Regions from separate parts of the Homo sapiens genome. Here region 1 is linked to region 2. The links are chromatin contacts, found by Hi-C or POLR2A ChIA-PET in ENCODE. All regions are on one chromosome and are shown on one strand. Each heading gives the region's core, a stretch centred on a gene start or an enhancer-like site at or near the end of the contact. The rest is flanking DNA. Distances are from core to core; before and after follow the strand shown.

Region 1 (4,277 bases), core at 267-2,766, 120 kb before region 2:
CCCCAAGGCTTAAGGATACAATGTAAGTAAGACACACAAATTAAGAATAGCTATAATATTCTTATCTCTGTAACAAATTACATGGAGGATAGCTCATAAGTAGGAAAACTTTGTAAACATGCAACTTTCAAGGAAGAGAATTTTAGTCATCATACCTATTAACTATACAAGAATGCCAATACATTTTGAAATTTTATCTTGGTCTCTGTGCTTAAGCTGGAAATTTTTTTTCAAAATATATATCTTAAGTCATGTAAAAAAAAAAGCAGTAACTTGAGGAAAACCTTTTATCGACCCTTAATTAAAAGAAGGCCTTAAATCAAACCTTATTAAGAGAAGTATAAGCTATATTGTCCGGTCATGTTTGAAAGAATACATGAAAACTGAACATTCCTCAAAGTTAAGGCATGAATAGGACTAAGGACATGTACGTTTTTTGTTTTTGCAATGAAAGGCACACTATGCAAGCCAATTTACCTGTAGAAATATGTTTCTTAACTCATGAGGATCCCCTCGCTTAGTTGTCTGCACCTGTAAGCAAAAAAGAAAAAAAAGCCAGTTAATGCTTCACTAGAGACCACACAATCTCTTCAGATTAGAGGTCACATGGCTAACAATCAATGCTCCTATCTTTTATCATTTAGTTTAAAACAAACTAAAAGCCCTAATTGCTGATAAGAACTGTCAAACTGGATAACTGTGACTAGAGGGCAGAAAAACAGGTGCGAATAGCCTAAGATACAGCAAAGCTATCGGACAGTGCTTCCTCTGGACTGGAAAGGGAAGGCAATGAGGATCTTTTACTTTATTCCACATCTACTAGCAACACAGTAGTAACCACCCACCTTCAAATCAAGAAGCTAACAAGAGTAGATCAACAGGAAAGTTAAATCACCCAAATTAATCACTTGGCCTAGCAGCCTTTCTCCATAAAAAGCAAACCCAACATGTAATTATCTCCGCGTCCCTCTCCCCATCCAACCTAAAATATGAGAGCTGCCACAAATACAAATACTTTCCATACCCTGCAATCTGCAACGCAAAAGCCAACCACTGCCCTCGGCCTTATTGAGGCCCCAAATTACTCAATACTTACTCCCTCCCCCACCGCAATTCACTGATACCCTAGGTATCCCCAGCTTTACTTGCCACTTCCTCCCACACCCTTTCTGATGCCCTCCAACTCCGGACTCACAATCCCATGCACCTAGGACAGGACATTACTCTTCCTTCACTGACCCGTGTTACCGTACAAGCCCCTTCAACTCACAATCCCTCCTCCTTCCCCTCCCCCAGCCGGGCATCCCCTCCTCCGGTCCAAGCCCCGCACAGCTCTCCCCGCAGCAAGCCGGAGCCCCAGGACAAGCTATCTAAGACCTAGACAATGAATAAAATGGGAAGCAGTGGGGGGCTGCAGGCAGGGCGCTCGGAATGTCTCTTATGCAATAAAAGCAGCAGCAGAGAGTTGGAGTCACCTTGACCGCCATGCTGTGCTCGGAAGCCGGGGACGAGCGAGTGAGCGAGCAGGGCCGAGCTGTCAGGGCGCGCGCGCGCCGTCTTCCCGGCCGCGCCCGCCCTCCCTCTCGCCGGCGCCGCGCGCGTCCCTATGCAAATGAACTCGGGGCGCGCCGCGTGCGGAAAGGGGCCCGGCGTCCCGGCCAGAAAGGCAGCTGGTCCAGGGCCGGCCGGCCGGGCGGAGGAGGGGGACGCGCCTCCCACGGGGAAAACAAGCGCGACCCATGGGATCCCGACGCGCCGCGTGGTTGCCACAGCTAGGTCGCCGCCAGGAAAGCCCCAGGTTTCCTAAGGCCTCTTAGTGGGTGTGGCTTTGGGCACCGACCAGCCAAAGTCGTTTTCCCCGAGGCTTAAAGGAACATTTGGGGCCTATACTGAGCAAGGTTCCGACGGATCAAAGAGCACTTCCCATTAATAACAATGAATTAATGACAACTGATGGCAAATACCGACAAAACAAGATTGGGAACCACTCACTCTAGGGAAAACCTACGTAAACATAATTTGAGAAATATGCTCCTAAATTGGCATGGGACGAATACGCTGAATTTATTTTTGCTTTGCGTGCTATTACAACGGTTTATTAGTAGACTCGCTCCACTTTCCTAATCACCCAAATCCTGTGTGCAATGAGAAAAAAAACTCTATGTGTCTTTGACAGGGCTGGCAATGAATCGCTTGCCCATACATGAACAGAAAGTAATTCTCCATTCGATTTCTAGCCCTACCTAAGAAGTAGAAGAAGCAGTAACTCTATCTTGAACCAAAACAATGTTTCTAAACCCGTCTTGCCAATATCACTGTATTAGGCTACATATTGATTCAAACATGTATGGGCATCCATTATATGCCTGACATGGTCCTGCTTGTAAAAAACGCAAATAACCTATAGCCCCCACCCTCTAGGGGCTTACAGATGGTCAATGCTTCTCCACAACCCCAATCACATGTGTATTGTGTGTATGTGTGTCTGTGTGTGTGTGTGTTGAGACTGAGTCTCGCTCTGTCGCCCAGGCTGGAGTGCAGTGGCACCATCTTGACTCACTGCAACGTCCACCTCCCAGGTTCAAGAGATTCTCTTGCCTTGGCCTCCCGAGTAGCTGGGATTACAGGCACCCGCCGCAATGCCCAGTTAATTTTTTGTATTTTTAGTAGAGACAGGGTTTCACTATGTTGGCCAGGTTTGTCTCAAACTTCTGACCTCTGGTGATCCGCCCACCTCGGCTTCCCAAAGTGCTGGGATTACAGGCGTGAGCCACCGCGCCCGACCCTGTGTATGTTTTCATTTTTAATTTTTTGAGACGGAGTCTCGCTCTATCGCCCAGGCTGGAGTGCAGTGGCGCCATCTTGGCTCACTGCAACCTCTGCCTCCTGGGTTCAAGCAATTCTCCTGCCTCAGCCTCCCAAGTAGCTGGGATTACAGGTGCACGCCACCATGCCTGGCTAATTTTGTATTTTTAGTAGCTATGGGGTTTCGCCCAAGCCACTTATAATTAGACACTAGATAAATGACACACTTTAGGGCTTCTCTATACTGTACAACTATTCTCCCTATATGAACATTTGCTGTCATTGAAATAAATTCTCGTTTTGGTGGAAATGGAAGAGAGGGGTATCAAAAATCAGAAGAAATAGTTGTACTCCTGCAGTTATGTCTTTTCCTGAACTGTCTTCCTCACAGCCTGACTCTAAATCCTATAAATTATGCAGTGGAGATGATGGTGATCTTATTTTTGGACCACAGCCTTCTTTATTCCCTTGGTGAAGCAATAACAAACAGTTTTCTTTTCAGTGAATTTTGGAAGGAATTCATGGAATGAGCTGCTCTAGACATATATGGCTGTGAGTACTCTATCACTATACTAATTATGTATAACCTGGTATTTAGTAGGACACTATATAATCAGATGGAGGATTGAACTAGATGAGCTTTAATGCTTCTTCAAACACTCTAATTTCATGATTTAAAAGGAGCCAAATTTTAGTTAATAAACATTTATTGAGTGCCTTGCGTTTGTGTAAAACATGTGTTGCAGCCGGGTGCAGTGGCTCACACCTGTAATCCCAGCACTTTGGGAGGCCAAGGCGGGTGGATCACAAGGTCAGGAGTTCAAGACCAGCCTGTCCAATATGGTGAAACCCCCTCTCTACAAAAATACAAAAATTAGCTGGGTGTGGTGGCGTGCACCTGTAGTCCCAGCTACTCAGGAGGCTGAGACAGAAGAATCTCTTGAGGCCAGGCACGGTGGCTCACACGTGTAATCCTAGTGCTTTGGGAGGCCAAGGCGGGTGGATTGCCTGAGCTCAGGAGTTCAAGACCAGCCTGGGCAACACAGTGAACCCTGTCTCTACTAAAATACAAAAAAGTTAGCCAGGTGTGGTGGTGTGCACCTGTAGTCCCAGCCACTCGGGAGGCTGAGACAGGAGAATTGCTAGAACCCGGGAGGTGGAGGTTGAAGTGAGCTGAGATTGTGCCACTGCACTCCAGCCTGGGCAACAGAGCGAGACTCTGTCTCTGGGAAAAAAAAAAAAAAAAAAGCCCGGGCACAGTGGCTTATGCCTGTAATTCCAGCACTTTGGGAGGCAGAGGTGGGTGGATCACCTGAGGTCGGGAGTTCAAGACCAGCCTGACTAACAAGGAAGAGACTCCATCTCTACTAAAAAAAAAAAAAAAAAAAATTACAGGCTCATGCCTGTAATCCCAGCTACTCGGGAGGCTGAGGCAGGAGAATTGCTTGAACCTGGGAGGTGGTGGTTGTGGT
Region 2 (4,465 bases), core at 1,841-4,340:
GGTTGTAGAGAATTGTGGAGGGGTTTTTTGTCCCTTCTTTTTTTTTTTTTTTTGAGACAGGGTCTCACTTTGTCACCCAGGCTGGAGTGCAGTGGCGCAATCTCAACTCACTGCAGCCTTGACCTCCCAGGCCCAAGCGATCCTTCCACCTCAGCCCCCCAAGTAGCTGGGACTACAGGTGCACACCACCACACCTGGCTAATTTTTTGCATTTTTTGTAGAGATGGGGTTTCACCATGTTGCCCAGGCTGGCTTTGAACTCTTGAGCTCAAGTGATTGGTCAGCCCACCTTGGCCTCCCAGAGTACTAGGATTATAGATGTGAGCCACTGCACCCAGCCCTTTTTTTTTTTTTTTAACAACTTTTTTCCTTCTTTCCTTCTTTCCTCTTTTTTTTTTTTTTTTTTTTAACAGAATCTCACTCTGTCACGCAAGCTAGAGGACAGTGGTGCAATCTCAGCTCACTACAACCTGTGCCTCCGGGTTCAAGTGATTCTCCTGCCTCAGCCCCCCGAGTGGCTGAGATTGTAGGCGTGTGCCACCTCGCCTGGCTAGTTTTTGTATTTTTAGTAAGAGACAGGGTTTCGCCATGTTGGCCAGGCTGGTCTTGAACTCCTGGCCTCAAGTGATTCACCTGCCCAATGTTTTTTTTTTTTTTTTTGAGATGAAGTCTCTGATCTTTCACCCAGGCTGGAGTGCAGTGGCATGATCTCGATCTCCACTCACTGCAACCTCCGCCTCCCAGGTTCAAGCGATTGTCCTGCCTCAGCCTCACGAGTGGCTGGGATTACAGGTACATGCCACCACACCTGGCTAACTTGTATTTTTAGTAGAGGTGGGGTTTCACCATGTTGGCCAGGCTGGTCTCTTAAACTCCTGACCTCAAGTGATCTGCCTGCCTCAGTCTCCCATAGTGCTGGGATTACAGGCGTGAGCCACCGCGCCCAGCCTGTCTGTTCAATCTTAACAGCTTTTTTGAGATATAATTCACAGTCCATACAGTTCACCTATTTAAGGTGTATAATTCAGTGATTTTTTAGTATATTCAAAGAGTTGTGCAAGCATCACCACAATCAGTTTTACATTTTTATCACCCCAAAGAGAAACCTCTTACCCATTAGCAGTCACTCCCCAATCTGCCCATCCCCTCATCCTTAAGCAACCACTAATCTTTCTGTTTCTTTTTTTTTTTTTTTTGGCGATGGAGTCTCACTCTGTCGCCCAGGCTGGAGTGCAGTGGCGCGATCTCGGCTCACTGCAAGCTCCGCATCCCAGGTTCATGCCATTCTCCTGCCTCAGCCTCCAGAGTAGCTGGGACTACAGGCGCCCGCCACCACGCCCAGCTAATTTTTTGTATTTTTAGTAGAGACAGGGTTTCACTGTGTTAGCCAGGCTGGTCTCGATCTCCTGACCTCGTGATCCTCCTGCCTTGGCCTCCCAAAGTGCTGGGATTACAGGCGTGAGCCACCGCGCCCGGCCTAATCTTTCTGTTTCTATAGATTTGCCTCTCCTGGACATTTCATATAATGGAATCATACAACATGCAGTCTTTTGTGACTGGCTTCTTTCATTTAGCATGATGTTTTCATGGTTCATCCCTATTGTGGCATGTGTCAGTTTATTGCTGTATAATATGCCACTGTATGGATATATCACATTTTGTTTATCCATTCACCAGTTTGTGGACATTTGGGTCATTTCTACTTTTTAGTTCTTATGAATAATGCTACTATGAATATTTGTGTATGTGTTTTTCTGCGGACATATATTTTGTTTTGGTTTTGAAATAGGCTATGTTTAGATGCAGAGGGAAGCAAAGAAACTGGTAAGGATGTGGTAAAATTACCACATCCACAAGACAACGTTTATTAAGTACTGAAATATTCCTTTATGAAAGTTAACTCTTGCCATCCCTTTTATCTTTCACATTTAGAGTCTATATTATCACAACCTTGTTTTTCCTTTGAGTCAGCATTGTGATCATTCTGGACGTGGGGTCCCACACACCCTGTCTCTGTCAGTAAGATTATGATTAAGATCAAATAGAAATAGGTCAGGAGAGAAAAGAGCTCCCTGGCCTTATTCTCCTCAAACTAGCTGATGCTCCTGAATACCAACCTCTTTAAGAATTGATATTTCAAAGGACAACTCCTCTCTGTGGTCTTCTGTCCTCTCTCCCCTACTTTATGCTCTGTGCATAGCAGCTGTTCAGGACATCGCCCGAGCGCAGGGGCACTGCAATCAGAAAAGCGAGTGAGGGACACAGCAGGAGAAGGCTGTTCTGGGGCTAGTGAGTGGGAGACGGGACAAACAGCTAGATAGCAACGTGATGGCTTCACCATGGGGTGAAGCGTGGGGGAGAGTATCAATTACCTAGATTTTAAAAAGAGAGCCCTTGAACACCTCTGTCACTGGTCACTTTTACCAAAGCCTTCTAACTTAACGGAAGGAGATGCTGCACTTTAAAGAAAAATCACAGCTGCGGAAGACAGTCTCGCAAAGCCAGTTTTTGTGGCTTAGTATTTTGGGGTAGCTTGTTTCATGAGGGTCAGATTAATTTTCTAATGTTGTTTTCTACCTTAATGTTACTGCTTTAATCATTAGAATGCCACCAGTTCCTTCAGGCAATAGGAAGCTATTGAAGATTTAATGAGATTCATACTGCTTATGCTTAAATGTTGATGACTTCCTGCATGCATATTAATCATTCCTGACCTTGATCTCAAATTCCTTCCCGGTACAAATTCTCATTAAACATACCTACTAGATCTCCCAGTGTTCACTGAATACCTGGTTTGTTTCCAAAAGTACATAAAAGAACATTAAGTCTCATGTTCGGTATGTGTCAAATGTTCAGTTCCCTTGTCTGATTTGTTTTCCAATTCTTATTGTGACTGTAAATCTGGAGAATTTAGGGGAAGAAAAATCAGTAACTCTTAACAGGGGATTTAGCCTAGTTTACAAGAGTATATGATCTGTGCAGCAGACCTTGAACACAGCTAATTGCTTGTCTAGGTCAGTATGTCCAACTGGCAACTCTCAGAGCCCATCCAGGCCACAGAGCATTTCCGGGTGGCTTGTGTGTGCGCTCCGGCTGTCGAGCAGCAGGACTTGGCTTCTGTCCCCGGCTTCGTTGGCCCCATCTTTTAGTTCAGGTCCACCCCCTCCTGCCTCAGAGGCCTGGGAAACCCAGCCTGGCCACCTGGTGTCCTCATGCCCAGCATCTACGCATCTGCCCCAGTTGTCCCCTCAGCCACCTTGGCAGATTTCTTGACTTAACAGTTCTTCCCTGAACTAGGACCGGGGGCAGGAGTTATTAGAGAAGGGAGAGGAAAGGTGACAGGTCTCAGGAGTCTGAGGGAAGATGAAAGTGAGAGCGAAGTAGTGTGGGAGAGAGGGGGATCACATCCATGGGAGAGAAAATAAATATGTCAATATTAGGGTGGTGAGGCCTGTATACAAAGACAGGATGGCAGGGAGAAGAAGTAGGCAAGGACATAAAGGGGCTTGGGTATGCAGATGCTGGTCACTGAAATGAGGAACAAAGGAGGGAAATTTGCGTGTGAAAGAGGCCACATGTGAGAGAATAGAGAGAGCAAAATGACAGCTTTGCTTGGCAGAACGTGACCATGCACAGCATTGGGAGACACAGTCTGATGAAGCATTTTTTCCAATTTGTAAATATATTTATAACAAAGAAACATTATACTTTTTTTTTCTTTTTTTTTTTTTTTGAGACAGAGTCTTGCTCTGTCACCCAGGCTGGAGTGCAGTGGCGTGATCTTGGCTCAGGGCAACCTCCGCCTCCTGGGTTCAAGCGATTCTCCTGGCTCAGCTTCCCGAGTAGCTGGGACTGCAGGTGCGCACCACCATGCCCAGCTAATTTTTTGTATTTTTTAGTAGAGACGGGGTTTCACCATATTGGCCAGGCTGATCTCGAACTCCTGACCTCAAGTGATCTGCCTGCCTCGGCCTCTGAAAGTGCTGGGATTACAGGCGTGAGCCACTGCATCTGGACTACTTTTTTTTTTGAGAGGGAATCTCACTCTGTCACCCAGGCTGGAGTGCAGTAGCAGGATCACTGCAACCTCCACCTCCTGGGTGCAAGCGATTCTCCTGCCTCAGCCTTCCCAAGTAGCTGGGATTACAGGCACCTGCCACCATGCCTGGCTAATTTTTGTATTTTTAATAGAGACAGGGTTTCACTATGTTGGCCAGGCTGGTCTTGCACTCTTGACCTCAGGTGATTTGCCTGCTTCAGCCTCCCAAAGTGCTGGGATTACAGGCATGAGCCACCGTGCCTGGTCAGAAATTTATTATTATAAAAACACAAAGAGATATATACTTAGCATATTACATTACATTGGGATTATTTTAGGTTGTCCCAAAGGTGTAGTCATTTGATTCAGAGGCATAGCCTGCTTCTGACATGTTGGTTGTTTAAAATGTGGCCTGTTCTGACCAAG

The links. Hi-C counts contacts between places; a loop is a spot of excess contacts on that map. ChIA-PET counts read pairs that join two places held with the same protein, here RNA polymerase II (POLR2A). Pooled maps may share reads with other maps.
Region 1: a pooled map shows a loop between it and region 2 (2.7-fold over the local background). The contact joins the promoter of SLC25A12 here to the enhancer-like site in region 2. A Hi-C loop is called at or near these places in 3 of 168 maps with a recorded cell type or tissue (naive thymus-derived CD4-positive, alpha-beta T cell, psoas muscle and sigmoid colon) and 6 of 50 pooled maps. POLR2A ChIA-PET finds 5 or more read pairs at or near these places in 4 of 52 experiments (GM12878, MCF 10A, Panc1 and 1 more).

Annotation. Positions count from the first base shown.
Region 1 is chr2:171,892,728-171,897,004 of GRCh38, forward strand. It overlaps SLC25A12 (solute carrier family 25 member 12), which reads right to left and starts at 1,517. Exons shown (of 18, transcript NM_003705.5): 1 at 1,476-1,517; 2 at 478-531. The coding sequence starts at 1,487. RefSeq lists enhancers at 1,163-1,729, 1,730-2,296 and a silencer at 1,440-1,759.
Region 2 is chr2:172,010,106-172,014,570 of GRCh38, forward strand. The region is part of intron 1 of METAP1D (methionyl aminopeptidase type 1D, mitochondrial); the gene reads left to right. Among named protein-coding and RNA genes, the nearest start is that of METAP1D, 12 kb to the left of the region's middle. RefSeq lists an enhancer at 3,409-3,488. Within about 2 kb of position 3,091, at least 3 of the 41 ENCODE cell types and tissues checked have a DNase peak (open chromatin) inside an H3K27ac peak, as active enhancers do.